2 separate regions of the Mus musculus genome follow, and region 1 is linked to region 2. The links are chromatin loops, found by intact Hi-C in ENCODE. Cell type or tissue: left cerebral cortex. All regions are shown on one strand.

Region 1 (8,000 bases), 54 kb after region 2:
GTGTGTGTGTTTGTGTGTGTGTGCACGCATGCATGTGGAGGCCAGAAGACAACCTTGAGTGCTATTCCTCAGACACTGTCTGCTTTGTTTTGTTTATTTGTTTGTTTGTTTTGTTTTGTTTTTTGAGACTGTGTCTCTCTTGACTTAGAACTCACCGAGCAGGATAGGCTGGCTAGCCAAACAACACCAGAGGTCTGCCTGTCCCTGTGTCCCAAGAACTAGGATTACAAGGACTCCAGCACACCAAGGACTCCAGCACACCAAGAATACTTTTGAAATGAGTTCTGGGGATTGAAGTCAGGTGCTCCTGCTTCCATGGCACGCCCTGTATAGACTGCACTACCTCCCAAGCTCCTACATGTATCGCTTCATATAAGAACTCTGAGCTCCAGCATCTCCTCTGCCTACACACAGATCAGGTCATACATGCAAGGGACTGGCCAGCTTCTCGATCCTAGCACTCTGTCACAAATGACCAGCAGGTGTTGATGTCTAAGTCACCTCCCCAGCCCATGGGTAGAAGAATCCTAGGATCGTATTCCCGTTCCATCGTCTCCAGCTGAGTTGAAGACTCTAGTTACCACAGCAGCAATGCCACTGGCTGCTTGGCCTTCTCTCTTTTCTCTACTCACCTTCTCCTGGGATTACCTCACAATTAAATTACGTGTGCTCAAATCCTTGTCTTTGGGTTTGTGTCTAGGAGAACCCAAAATAACTCTCCAACCAATTTATTACCAGCTAGGCAGCAAATAATTCCCCCACTAACTCAAAATTTGTGGAAATCAAAATTGAAAAAAACATTTAATTAAAAAAAATTTAAGAAGACTTGGCAATTTGATGGCTCTTGGAGTCCGGGTGATCCTGGTAGCTATGGATGCACTGAAGGATCTGACTGCCCTCAGCATCCACCCAGTTGCTGAGGGTTGTTGTCTGTTGATGTCAGGTGCTCCAGCTTCTTTTGTAGGACTTTCTACACTTATCCTCCTTGTTATGCATTGCAGTCACTTCTAATTCTTTCAGAACACCTTGTTTCAGACCTCTGAGCCTCTGAGTTATTTCTTATTTTTCTAGAATTTTCTAGTCATCGTTTGAAACACATGAAAGCTGAGGCTTTTTCCTGAAACCCTTATGTTTCATTACATTGAACTGGTGGAGTCAACTAATGCTTTGATTATATCTGCATCCTAGTGTCAAATGGCACACTGCTAGTTCTATATCAACATAAAAGTGAGTAAAACCGAAAGGCCCAATAGACTTCCACCCTGGTTTTCTAATACCCATTGTAGAGGGCATCCCAGAGCAGGATGGGTTTTAACAATTACTCATATTGTATTCCACAGCTAGTTGGATTAGGATGCAATCAGTAAGCCAATAGGCAGCACCTGAATACAGACACAATCCCCTGAGAATGGAGAGATGTTATTCAACAATTCAGTGTTTGAGGATCTGGAGAAAATAGCTTCATAGTTAAAAGAACTTACTGATATATCAGAGTACCATGGTTCAGACCACAGCACCCATGTTAGGAGACACCAAAATATGTGTAACTCTAGCTCCATGAGGCTTGTTACTCCCTTCTTGTCTCTGTAGGTTAACACATACGCATGTGAGATTGTATGGATGCATGCTCGAGCACGAGTGCGTACCCCCCCACCCCCACCCCACACCCACACACAACACATACTTGAGGAAAAAGCAAGCAAAATGCATATGTTGCCATCTGCATGGAGATAGGCAGTATACATCAAAAGAACAGAAACAGACTTCCGGATGGGGGTCAGATACAAGATTGATATACAAACATCTTTTAACCACCACCCACTTGGAAAAATGTTTTCATCTTTAATAGCTGTGAACATATTACATGCCTGCTAGCAGCCATTCGGGAGCTGTGACACATGTGGAGGAAAGCAATATGCTTTGGCAGGTGGTAGGAAAGATGAACTCAGTGAGCGGAAAGATGGACGGGCTGATAAAGCTATTTGAGAAACACATACTACAGGCCTTAATGTGATCGCAATAAAAACATTAGCAACCTCCTTCCCGTGTAAAGATTCAGACTCTGTTGAAACATGAGACAGGAGAGAGTAAGCAGCTTGGAGATTGGTGTAGAGGAGACACCACATATGCAGACCACTCAGATCAGTTATGCCCCCTTTTTACTTTCTATAATCAAATGCAATTTATAATCACTGTGCTATTTGGGGGACTTTTTAAAATTTGACCTCTGTGTGTGTATGTGTCTTTCTCTTTCTGTGTTTGTCTATATGTGAGTGCTGGTGTGATTGTGTGTGTGTGTGTGTGTGTGTGTGTGTGTGTGTACACAAGCATGTGGAGGTCAGAAGACCCCAGTTGTTGTCTACCTTTTCTTTCTCACTAGCCTGAAGCTCCCCAAGCAGGTCACGCTAACTAAGATGCCCCTGACTCTGCCTGCCTAGCATAGGAACCTAAGCATGTTTGAATACACTTGGTTTTAAAAGAATAAAACATGGTTTTTTGAGATCGAATTCATATCCTTGTGATTACAAGGAAAACAGTTTGCTAACTGAGCTATCCCTGTAACCCTCTTTATAACACAAAATCTGAATTTTTAATGTCTTTTGTCAGATCTCTCATTGTCCCCTCCCAAGTAGGTTGCAAAGTGAAGGATTAGGGTTTTGTATCTTTCAATTGAATATCAAATGTGCACTAATCATCCACAGAGGCTTCAGACTACAAAGCTATCAGTAGGTCATTACTACAGGGAAAAAAAAGTCATTAACCCACTGCTGGAGAAGTTAAATTTGGGCGTTACCAAAACTGAGTGGCATCTGCATGCCAGGCACAGTTATAGCACTGGTATGAGCACCTGTCAATCAAAGCAGCCATGACTGAGACACTCCTGCCCCATTCCTAAGACATTCAAGATTGGTGGCTGGAGAACCTAGGCCATCAGCTCAGTCACCTGGTCAGGTGAGGCTTCTCACAAAATAGGGGCGACTAGTTCAAAGAAAGGCATGACAGCTTTGTTCAGTCCATGCCCTACAAACCCAAAGGGCTAAATGAATTACCCCAAATCTGCAAGCACAAAATATTTCAGAAGGCCGCTGTGAGTGGGCCTGGCAGATTCTCAAAGTGAAGAGACTGCAAATTACTCACTTGATATTTTGAGCATATTTTATATGCTTACATTTGTTTAAAAAAGAAAAAAAACCCTGTCGAAGTCGAGGAGAAGAGACTGTTAGTTGGAAAGTCTATGAGGAAACATAAGTATGAAGTCAGTGTGTACAGCTTCCAAGAACAGTGAGTAAGCAAACCACATCTTGACTTCAACTGAGTGTCAGTTCCACGGAAATATATGCAGGGTATTAATGCTATACTTGTGTTTACTTTCACAACCGCCAGGCCTGTGTGAAAATCAGCTTCACAGCCAAACAGAGTGATAAAAATGACAACTCCAGGAACACAGAAGCCACTTTGCAAGTTCTGCCTTCATTTTTTTTCTGTGTAATCTCCGGAAAGGGGGGAAAATGTCTTCTGTTCAGCCGCACCATCTCCCCATCTCTGAAGACCCTGCATTCAGCAGTGGAGAGTGAGTCATACACAATTCAAGCCACACACACACACACACACACACACAAAATGCCACTTGTGCTCCAGCTACTGCTAAGAGGTAGGTGGATGCTGTTCTCAGTCAGAACTTCCTATGTGTCAGAGCAGAGTCAACTAGTCCTTACTGGAGATGGATGGATAGATAGATAGATAGATAGATAGATAGATAGATAGATAGATAGAGAGAGAGAGAGAGACAGAGAGACAGAGAGACAGAGACCCAGTGAAAGATGGAAAGAGAGACAGAAAGACTCAGAACTAAGGAGGAGTTCAGATTCCCTGTGGCTAGAAAGAAGGTTTGCCTCCTCTGTGTCACCTCTCTCTCATGAATTTCTGGTAGGCTACAGCACAAGTGTTCAAGGCCGATACTTTAACCAGACTAAAATATGTTTGAGAAGAAAATTCACAAATCATATGAATTAAATGGAAATTCAAGATAACAAAGGGCAAATCTGTTAAAAGTCCATGATATGGGCTCAGAATGCAGCTCAGTTTGTAGGATGTTTGCCTAGCATACACAAAGCCCTGAGTTTGATACCCAGCACCAATGAAACCAGGAATGGTGGTGTATGGCATTAATTCCAGCACCCAGATGGGAAACAAGAGTCTCCAAAGTTTAATGTCATCACTGTATACATAGTGAGTCTAAAGACACTTTGCTGTGATGGGCCATTTGAAGAGGCTTTAGGAGACACTGCCCAGTTAAATGGGGGACACTTGGATGTATGGCCTGCTTCACAATGTGAGGCTAATACACAGAGAGAGCTGTGTGTTCCTGAGACTTCTGTGTGATTCTCTGAAGTTTTGGTTTTCTTGCCTGAAAAAGTGGGTCTAGCACTAACTACTTTGAGGACTGAGTCAGATAATACAAGTAGAACAGTAGCTAGTATATAATAAAGACTGGGTAGGTTGTTAGTTCCAGACAGGCTGTCTGGCCATAGACAAGGGAGGCATAGAGAACAGTTCTGAGTATGCATGGTAGAGAAATGCTAAAGTTTGAAGCCACTCCCTTATATCACTTGCTGCTCTGGTTTTAATGTGAGATGCCCTCCTTCGCCCGAAGACTCCTGTGTTTGAACACCTGATCACCAGTTGGTTGTACTATTTGGGAGGACTGTGGAACCTTTAAGAGGTGGAGCCTTGCTGGAGAAAGTAGTTCACTGGAGGTAGGCCTTGTGTTTGTATAACCTGTTTATTCTCTGTTCTTTGAATATGAATTTAATACAACCTCCCTCTTTCTACCACCAGGGTTTCCAGCTAAGATAGACAAGATGGTTGAACGGTAAACCAAAACAAACTCTTCTTTCCTTACATTGCTACTTGTTGAATCATAACAATAAGAAAAAATACCTAATATTCCTGGGACATCCATTTGACTTTCCTTTTGGAATCTAACTCAAAATAGAGCACGCCTTTTTTTTTTTCCTTATTGGTCAATGAATCCATTTTGTGGCCAATACAGTACAATCAGAAACCTACCCCAAATAGTCAGACACCCCTAGCTGAAAAAGCTAAATACCCACTCTATCTAGAAAGGGCTGAATTTTCATGAAAATGGATTTAAGAGATGATCTGAAGCTGGGCAGTGGTGACACACGCCATTAATCCCAGCACTTGGGAGGCAAAGGCAGGTGGATTTCTGAGTTCAAGGCTAGCCTGGTCTACAGAGTGAATTCCAGGACAGCCAAGGCTACACAGAGAAACCCTTTTTTGAAAGAGAGAGAGAGAGAGAGAGAGAGAGAGAGAGAGAGAGAGAGAGAGAGAATATGAATATCTGATACTAAAAAGAGTTGTCTCCCTAACCAACTGTAAGAAGTTTTCAATACATGACAACTGGAGCCAACCTGGAAGTGTTCAGGATGGTGTAGATAGCCCTCCCCAAACTTATAGCAGATTATTATACCCCCACATTCATTTCTGTTATTTTACCTATTTCTTCAGCACAAGCATTAAAATGTTGAGCTGTGTCCCCATTAATTGATCACCTTGACACTCTACAGCCATAGCCAATGAGTTGAAAATGACTTTACCCAAGGAACACTCTACCAAAAGAAAGGGCAATAAAGGGGCCATTTCACAACCATCCACAATGACTCCCAAATTTCACATTTCTACCTCTGATCTGGCAATTATAGCTACAGACTGAAGATTTTCAAGCAATTTCTGCCGTTCCAGGTGCAGGCAGAGCTGTTTAATGGGCGTTTGCAGGTTAGGAGGGAGTTTATGGGACTCCTTCTCTATGGCCTCCCAAAACCCAGCTGCAAAATCTAGAGACCCTTGCAAAACAGTTTCTCACTTAACAATATAGAATCAGAGAGCCACTTAGAGGAGCTAAAATTGAACTGTTGAGTAGCAGGTTTCAGAGGAGGGAGGAAAGAGCCAGCCCCAATGTCCTTCAGTCAATGTTTCCAGAGGACATCTTTAGCCAGAGCACCAGATTGCCAGCGTGTGATGAGCCTTTGCCTTCCAGGCGAGACCTGCCACACATTTTCTTTTCATACACCATAGGCTGGGAAGTACGTTATAGAATCTACAAGCAACTTAAAAGTCAATTTTTATAATCGCTTCTGCACGGAATGGCCCACTTTCCCCCTAGAGCTTGGGGATTTCATCATATTAAGGAGAGACTCTGAAAGAGGCACTTTCTATCCAGCAACCAGATACATCTTCAGGCAATGTCTGCAAGAGAAGAGGGGCTCTCACACCAGCATGCAACTCCCCAGCAATCATTAATAAGACCTTGCAGGTCACCTTCGAGGAATGTATACAAAACAACTGTCTGTCTTGTTAATCAGGCGGTACAATTCTTGATATACAGAAAGCATACTGATGTCAGTATTCCTCACTCATAACTGTTCCTGTGTTGATTTTGATAAAGCATCAGTTGTACCAGGGCAAACCTGCCTCTGATTTCTCCTACCACCCAGCTTAGTCCAGCCTGATATGCACTGGGACAGTGGTAATTAACCTCTTGTGTCTGTCCCTCTATGTAGGAGGCTTTTGTTACTTAGTTCACCCTTCACGTCAAGACCAGGATTACCCAAGAGGCAGGTGGAGCATTTGAATCCATGGGGTAAAGGTTATTCCATCCATATGTGATAAAAACCAGAAGGCTTTAGTGAGACCGCAGACTACTCAGGTCTCAAACTCTTCCCTTGTCTCCTGTCTCCCTCACCTCAATAATCTTGCACCAGCCACCTGGAACTTCTGCTTTTGGGAGGTTCTGGATCCCTTAACACTTATAGTCCTCAAGGGTTGCACTGTCCTGATTTCTGCACAGAAAAATGTTACTCATTTTGGAAATCACCTCCTCTCTGAAGTTTCTCCTATGACCTTTAGACCTAGACCAGTTTCTTCTTCCCAGGTGTTCTCATACCCATTTCTTTGAAGGCAGCCATAAGATGGATGAGTTCTATAAAGACAAGAGATGGGGGTCCCAACTGGAGGGCAAGTGAGAGCAGGGTCCCTCCCTGGGTGTGGATAGGCCATTTGTCTCACTTTCCACATCCCTTAACCTACTCAATCCCCATCATGTTTGCACATGCATGTGCCACCAATGCAAATACGGTGGCCGACAGCCTGACTCAAAGGGTCCATTATCAGTGAATGACAGGACTTAGATGCAAACCTGCCTCTATCATCACTGAGTCCTTTAGAATGGAACTCCACAAGTACAGGAATTTGTATACAAACCACTAATAAATGTTGCAGTAAGTGCCCAGCAAGTGTGACTATGGGAGGACTGGGTAAGGGTCAGCAGCCACCTGTGAGGTATCAACTCCATACTGGCTGGGATGGAGCTTTTCAAGCCAGGAAGAGTTAAGTCAATGATCCTTCATCTCAGCAAAGGTGTTGACTGCTCCTTAGGATCAAAGAATCATCCTTTCTCTAGAAACATTTACCTAGTGCAGGCAGCCTATTTGTGAGTGGCATCACTCTGGTACCCTCTCTCTGTAGCAGCTTGGTCCTTCTTGTTGTTAAGTTCGTCATGACATACCATGGCAGTTAAATCATAATCAATTTCCCATACATTTAAACCTTCTTTTACCATCTGGGCAAGCATCAATTTGGATCCATCATTTTTGGTAGACCTCATAGTGGGCAGTTCTGTGCCAAACACAGCAGGTGTCCAAGAGTTCTTGTTAAACCTACATATTGAGGACTCTAAAACGTGGAGGGATTAAGTTTGTTTGTGTGTGTGTGTGCTGTGTGAATGTGTATGTATACACGTGTGTCGTGTTAACAGCATCTGAATTACTCTTAAGCTAGTCACACTGAGGAGAATACATATTGTGATCATCTAAGAGTGGAAATATAAAGTCTCTAAAATAAGGTTTCAAAGGAAAGCAGAATTGGAACACAGAGGCACAGGGAGAAGCTGACAGATAGGACTAGGAGGAACGGAGTGT
Region 2 (8,000 bases):
GAACAGCAGAATAGCACCTTTCAGAAAATATGTGTTCTAAGACTGTGTCCAATAGTCTCTGGAACCCTTGACCTGAAGGATGCCGGTGTGCATGGGGTTAAGTATTGTCGGTGTTTTAACTGGGGTGGAGGGTTGTCTATACTGAGTTCAGAGTATACTCCAATGGCCACTATGGGTCTTCAGACTCTCAGTAAAGAATTTGTGACAAGTTAAAAAAAAAAGTTGGGTAAGAATTTACTAGTGTTTGTACCAGTTTGACATTGTTACTGCATCCATGGCACATGACCCTTTCATGTTTTGTAACCGGATGGATGGGAACTGGAGAAACAGAATAGCCAGGTACCAGAGAGTTGAGAAGCATTGAGGAGGACTATAGATTTCAGGATTTGTTTCACCTTAAAGTTTTGAGACATACAGTTGACCTGGCTGACTCCATATCAATGACATGAGGATACCTATAAGAAGAGCAGTCAATCTTTTGTAATTTTGAATATTCCCTACATGATGCTATTATGTAGTCACATGAGGCAAGTGGTGAGTGGAGTTTCCTAAATTTTAATGTGCAAGAAAATCACTTGTGACCTGATTGAAATACAGATTCATTAATTATAGAGTGGGGGGGTTTGCAAGCCAGCAACCTTGCAAGCTCCCAGGTAAGGCCCAGATTATGTGCATAGACCACGCTTCTCAAGTTAGATTCACATAAACTGTGAGCGTGTATCTAATCAGACTGTAAACACTCACAGAGCAGGGGTTAAGATCTGCTCTGTAGAAACAAATACAAAGGAAGGGTAGACAGCACCGAAGAGATGAACACTCAGACACAGATGCCAACTAGGAAGTAGCCAGATAAGACCTTAGCCCAGGACAACCAATGCTCATAATCACCATGTCCCCGCTGCACCGTATCTTTGTGGAGGCTATTTCTGGTGTTGATTTGGGCTTCCATCTGCTCTGTTTCCTCTCTTACCCACCACTCCCACCCCCACCCAGTCACTGGTTTTCCAACAAAGTAACTTGTGGAAAATTATATAATTCTCTTGGCTCAATTAAAAAGAAAAGCAAATGTGCCCATGTGGCAGTTTAACCCTAGGTAAACCTCGATGCCCCACCTCTGGATTCCAGTAAACTTGGGTAGGAGTTTCTTCTAGGAGTTAGGAACAGTCGGAGAGAAACCGACAAAGGGAAACAGGCTAAAACTAATCCTAAAACATAGCACCTCACAGAGTCCACGAACTTCTTCATTAGGGAATCTTGGTCTCCTAAGGGATAACAAGTCAGTAAAACCCTGTGTTGACATCCCAGACCAGGCTAGGCTACAGAGGGAATGACTCACAAGGTCCTTTCTGAACCCCTTTAACATTCAGCTCCATGACTTTGCAGCCATAGCCAAGAAAATGTGACTATCAGAAGACCTTGGCTGGGAGTGCTGTTCTCAGGGTCCTTGGGTCTCTTGATGTCCCACGTCATTCCTGCCTGGAAGGACAGCCAGTCCTGTCTCTGCTTCCAGAGGACTTTGAATGTGTCCCCACATCACACTAAAGTGAAGTCAGTGTATGAGACTCTCATTAGAACCTAAGACTTCCTAGTCCACGGTAGCCACATCTTACGTAGTCCAATGTATCTTTAGCTGCTAAGGGTACTGCATGGGTTTAGTCTGCAGAGCAGTTTGATAGACATACTTCTGTTTTCTGTGTAGAATCAGCCAACACTGGGATAATTCAGATAACTGGCAGGCACACGAGACCTGACAGGAAGTCCTCTCAAGAAGTCATCAGATCAACAAGGAAAGTAGCTGCTGGAGAATGAGAACTCTAGGTTGGAAGAAGACAGCAGACATATACAAGCAAGGAAAGATGATTAGAGTGATCTTCATGGTTCTGGGGTGGGCCTACACATTGCAGAGGTTGTTTGGCACGCAGCCATAATGCTCTACAGTCAGCCAAGGAGACAATAAGCCCTTGCCGTAAACATAAGGATGCAATGTTCAAGTCCTGTCCTCAAGCTCCACCCCAGAGGGTCTGCCAGAGGATGTTGGTGGGGGTTGGCTCCCGAGGTGACAGATCTGGAACGGGAAAGGACATGCACGTCTCCAAACATCCAGACAAGTTGAAGGACATACCTGTGTCTGGGGATTTGGCTGCATGGGGCTGGGGAATTGCCAGCTTCCCAATCTAGCTCCTGTCTTAATAGTGTTTTATAGTGTTTTATGTTAATTAAATGTCGACTGTAGGCATGTGCCAAGAGGCCCTGCAAAATCTGGTGCGTGGGGACAAGGGGACAATTGTACTTACTGCAGCAGCTGTCCCCAGATGCCCACAGACCAAAGTGTGAGAGGGAGAATAGCCCTCATCTGGGCTCTCTACAGAGCTCATTGGAAGTAGACATTAGCGGCAGAGGGGGCTGAGGACCAGGCTGGGGCTTCTGCTTAAATAGATAACAACAGGATTGGACTGCTACCTCATGCCTGGGCCTATGCCTTGTACCTTATCCCTCATCTCCTTGCTTCCAGTAGAAACTGCCTCTGCTGGTAAATTGAAATTGGAGCATATAGGAGGAAGGTAGAGACTGGTGCACAGCAGAGGCAAATCTGCCAAGAGTTTGGATCATGGAGGCACAGGCTGGTTTGCTTATTTTATAGCCTCAGGCTGCACAAGTCACATCTCACATATTAGAAGCATTTATTGTAGGCCAGACCCTATGCTGAGGCTGCACATGGCCCCACAAAGCTGTCCACAGAGGAAGAGTCCACTGTCGAGAGGAAATAGGAGAGGAAAGATGTTAGGTGGCTCTTGGAAATGATGCTTTCTAGGTGGAAGATAGCTCAGGTCGGGGAGTACTAACTTTGTAGCATCAAGATCTGAGTTCACCCAGAATTAAAAGATTTAGGTGTGGTGTGCATCCTTCTGACCCCGCATAGAGGAGACAGAGTCCGGCAGCTCCCTGGGGCTTGACAACTATCTTCAGGTAAAAGTCTCTCTCTCTCTCTCTCTCTCTCTCTCTCTCTCTCTCTCTCTCTCTCTCTCTCTCTCTCAAAATAAGTAAATAAATAAAGATGAATGGAGTCCTAAGGGACAACACCTGAGGCTGACCTCTGTCGTCATCCACACACATATGTGCACACAGATCTACATACATACACACAAGAAGTTGTGCCCCAATTAGAAGCAGGGCAGAAATTTCAGGCAGCTTTGCACAGGACTTCCTGTGTGCTTAAGCATCACCCCAGTTGCCTTCCAGCCTGTGAGTTTGAGGCTCTTCAAACTCTTCAGCAAGAAAGTTACAGTTACAGGCCTTCCTGAAGAGAATGAGCGTCAGTCTCCTCCTTCCACCCTCCCCTGCTGCTACTTCTCCTCCCTGCCTTCTGTGAATCTTCCCAATCCATGTCTACTCTCTGGGAGAGAGGGGAGGGTTATCTAGCGGCTTCTTGAAGCATCTTTTCAAGGCTCCGCCTCAGCGGCCCAAAGTTGCAGCCTTGTCCAAACTGTCAGAGCCATCTGCCTGCAGTCTGTGTGGCAGAAAGACCATCTGTCAGCCTCTGACCCTTGCCTGTTCATCTCACAGACCACTTGGGCCAGCTCCATGCTTGCTGAGAGCCTCTGAGGTTTCAGTCCATCTCCCCAACCTGACTGACAACTCCCAGGCAGCTAGAAGAGGGAGACAGAGGGCAAGATGAGCTGAGAAACCATGTTCTCCCTGGGAACACAAGCACGAAAACACACACACACACACACACACACACACACACACAAACACATACACACACACACATACACACGCACACACACAGCGGGGGAGGGATGGAGAGAACATACTTTCTAGTTTGCAACATTTTCTGTCATTCCTTATTGTAAGCCGTGACTCATCACAAATTCTCTCTTTATGGTATAGGGGATACAGGGCAGGAATGAGCACCCTAATTCTGCCTCATCAAGTTAAGTTGTAGAGAGTCAATGAAAATGTCAACATTAAAGGATTATCTCAAAGTATTGTTCATGGTCCCTTGCCTGTAGCCCTGAAGCCTAGGAGCTCCCAGTCGAAGCTGCATAGTAGAATGCTTGCAATATAATGTCAATGCTTGGGGACTGTCACAGGCCAATCAGTTCTGACGCCATAAAACAAGGACTAGAGGTGGCATTTTGGAAAAGCTTCCTAGATCACTCAAATAAGAATGGTGAAGTGAGATTGAGTTACCACAGAGATGTGGGAAATAGGAACAGTTAGGAAGGAGGGAAGCAGAGGGCAGGAGGCCCTGTTGGACAAGGATGATTTCGACCAGAGGATAAAGCAGGCATGATGGATCTATAGTGAAGATAAGCATGGTGTTTGGGGAGGGGAGAGGCTGTGTACTAGGACATAAGGAGAGGCGGTGAGTACTAGAGAGGGTCCATGATGGGGAGACAGTGGCTGCTTCTGTGGATGCATGAAGCAGGTAAGAATAGTCTAGATCCTTTCCTAACTCCTACTAGAGGTTCACTGAAGACTTTTAAGCAATAGAAACAGAATATCTGGCGTTGTATTCTAGAAAAGATTACCTTGGTTCTATATGGAAGGTGGATTACAGTGATGTTGTTGAGGAATTAGAGGGCTAGGTATAGACACAAGCATAAGGGCCTGAGTTCTATCCATACGTAAAGAAACCAGTCATGCTGGTACACACTTGTAATCCAACTGCCAGAGAAGCAGAAACAGGCAGAGCTCTGGGGTGAACTGATCAGCCTGATTCCCCAAACTGAAGAGTTCCATGTCAATGAGAGATGCTGTCTCCACAAAACCAGATGGATAGTGGTCCCGAGGAGCAAACCTGACCTTTGGCCTCTGTGTGTACACACAGATGCTGCACAGACATGTCCCCAAAGTAAAAGACCTGGAACAGAGAGATCAGTTGGGCTCTGCAGGATGGCAGGAGGGGTACAAGGGTGGAATTAAACTAACAGTGTGCTTTGTGATGCCAGGAACTTTGATAGACAGAATTGTGAAGACAAAAAGCTAACATGCTATAGGGAGAAAAAAAAGTCCTGATCTCCCAAGGACAGGGTAGCAGCTGAACCAACACTGACAGATGCCTAACTCTGGACTGCTCAACAGAGAAAATAAAAAAAGCATACCCATATTTGTGATAGCAATTGTAGTCTAGTTTCCATTATAAGAAGCATGGGGGTTGTGGGCTGTTAGAACTACTACTGTGTATCAAGGCTTATTCCCCAGGATATATAAAAATCAGTGATGTTGGGGTGGGCTAAGGCTCAGTCATCAGAGCGCTTGCCTAGCGTTCATGAAGCCCTGGGTTTGATCCTCAGCACTGCAAAAAGCAGATGCCGCCCCTGCTGGTAATCTTAGCATTTGAGAAGTGGAGATAGGAGGACCAAAGTTCAAGGTCATCCTTGGGTACATTGCAAGTTCGTGTGTGTGTGTGTGTGTGTGTGTGTGTGTGTGTGTGTGTGAGAGAGAGAGAGAGAGAGAGAGAGAGAGAGAGAGAGAGAGAGAGAGAGAGAGACCCTTATTTACACCTAGATTTAAAATAGTTTGGAGAATTTGCTTCCAAAAGTTGAGAGAACCAAAAATATCTCAGAACCCCAACAGAAGCACGGACTGGCTGCTCCTTTTTGGACAGGACCCACCATCAAGAGCATAGCTCTGGAGTAGCTAAAATTTGATGCTTCCAAATATGACAGTCTAAGGCCAACAAAAACAAGCTGGGGGAAGTGATCTCTTAGGGGAGGGAGAGGGTGTTGAGAACCCAGTTAGGACTATGGATAGGGGGAAAGGGAGATAGGGAACAAGTGAAACTGTCCCCCTACCTCAGTTTTCATGGTTTCCAGGACCATGCTTTCTCAGTTAGAACTTGCAGTGGGACCACAAGAAGAAAAAGGAAGGGCATCGTGGCTGGGGCTAGGGCAGGTGGCTGATTCCCTAGCAGAGAGCCCAAGGTCCCAGCAATGCACAGACCCTGCAAACTCTCTACAATCCAACACTAGCAGCTAGCAGTGGAGGTGGGCCAAGGCAGGGAAGTTTCTCCTTCCAAGGTGAGTGGGAAGACAGACACCTGACATTGCAGGTGGAAATACTAAGTGGAACTTATTTTAACACATCATTTTATCAGTGGTTAAGTGATATTGTACTTTACTTTTATTGTCCTTGCATCAAGTAGCGATCTGATCTAGTCTAAGCTCTCAGTCTTTCTTAAATACCACATGAGAGACACCATGCTTGAAAAACTGACTTATAAAAGAAATTTATTAATATTTAAGAGATGTCCATATAAAGTTTGAGGGGGGTTGGGATATAGCCCAGCAGTAGAGCACTTGCCTATCCATGGCCCTGAGTTCTGCCCCCCTCCCCCAACACTGAGAGATAGATAAGTTAAATGAAGAAAGAGATGATGGACAGAAAATGGGTCATATTTACAGGATTTCAGTAAATGTATATATCATGCAGTGATAAAATCAGGACAGTTCGAATGGCAGCCATTCTTAACATTCATCAATTTTTATGAGAACATTCAAAACCCTCTTTTAGGCAGTTTGGAGTTTGCAAGACCCCACTGCTAACTTCAGTGACCCTACTGTGCTGCAGACCACTAGAGCCTATTTTTGTGTCTGGGAACTAAGGCTTGCCTGCAACATCTGCACATTGTAATAAGAAACATGCATATTTAAGTGAACATATTTTGGGTCACTAGGTACTGTGACATGTCTTGACATTTAATGCTTTGGACATCTCATTTTGACTCACTGGATGAATAAAAAAATATTTTTTTAATTGAAGGCATTGTATTTTGGGGTTAAAAAATTCTCATTTCACCATGAAACTATCACCCAGAAATAAGTGTATTTTTCATGCAGAAGACTACTTTAAAAGTCTGGAAACTATATCTAAATGGAGACCGCCGAACCTTTTCATTTTTAACTCCCCAGTTTTATGAAGTAGAAGCAATGATATTTAGAAGAAATATTCTGAGCAGTAACCAAGAACATCTTAGGTACTCAGAGCACACTATTCAAAATTATTAAGGGATTTATTTTGTTTGACTTATGCGTGTTGTGTGCATATGTATGTAATGTGCATGAAAGTATGTCCCATGGTCCACATGTCAAAGTCAGAGGACAACTTGCAAGGGTCAGTTACATTACCTGTGGTCAAGGTCTAGGTCAGGTGCGCCCATGCTCTGGGCCTTTTCTCTAAAGGATTAGAAATAAGAGCTCACAGTGTTTCGCAAAGAAACAAGATCATTTTGTTTGAAGCTAAATGATAATAAATATTAAAGAATGACAGCTGGCCACATGAGTGAGTGTACTCTAGCAGCCTAAGCTATAACCTGGAGTCTCTTTTTCTGGGACTGAAAGGTTTCTATGTGGTATAGTTTGGTTGGTTCTCTGCTTTAACAGATTATGTAATCATCTCTTTGTTGTAAATGTCACTCACCACAATGTATCTGATTTTAATTATAAGCATGCCTAATTATGTATGGGCATAAGATGGTAAATAGAGAATTCTCCCTAAACACTACTAGAAGACAGTCTTTCTTTACTACGTATATACCCAAAACTAGTTCAGGCCAGATCAGTGCTTCTAACGTTCATACCTAAATACATTTGGGACTATACTTACATGGAAACCATGGAAATTTGATTGTTATCAGGGGCAAAAAAAAGTCATACTATTGTTTAGAGATGGAAGTACTACATTAGCCAGAGGTTAGGTGAGAAGTGACAGGTTTGTATTGCTAAGTACATGGGTTAAACCTTTTAAAGATAAACTCAGAGGGACCAAAATGTATCAGTCACATTTAAAGGCTGAAACCTCAGCACTCTGGAACTCAGTTAACCAAGAGAGAGGCAAAGTTTGAATTCTTCTCTTCTCTCTCTGTGTCTCCCATATGTCTATGGTTTGTGGATTCTGGCTTTTCTGTGGTCTGTCTTATAAATGTATGTATAATGTCTTATGTATGTATAATCTGTTCCTACTGCCCATGTATGTCTCTAACAAGTCGATTTGCT

Evidence for each region. Hi-C counts contacts between places; a loop is a spot of excess contacts. Peaks named below come from ENCODE experiments on the same cell type or tissue, not always from the same donor. Only the 100,000 strongest peaks of a DNase experiment are listed, where the experiment ranks them.
Region 1: a loop joins it to region 2, with 2.1 times the contacts of the local background. A loop is called at or near these places in 5 of 42 quality-filtered maps.

Annotation. Positions count from the first base shown.
Region 1 is chr9:68,342,973-68,350,972 of GRCm38, reverse strand. No RefSeq gene overlaps it. Among named protein-coding and RNA genes, the nearest start is that of Gm22382, 66 kb to the right of the region's middle. In left cerebral cortex, a CTCF peak has its summit at 3,388; a DNase peak (open chromatin) is centred at 3,370.
Region 2 is chr9:68,396,640-68,404,639 of GRCm38, reverse strand. No RefSeq gene overlaps it. Among named protein-coding and RNA genes, the nearest start is that of Gm22169, 61 kb to the left of the region's middle. In left cerebral cortex, no CTCF peak of the experiment used is centred here; DNase peaks (open chromatin) are centred at 939, 1,406, 2,272 and 3,440.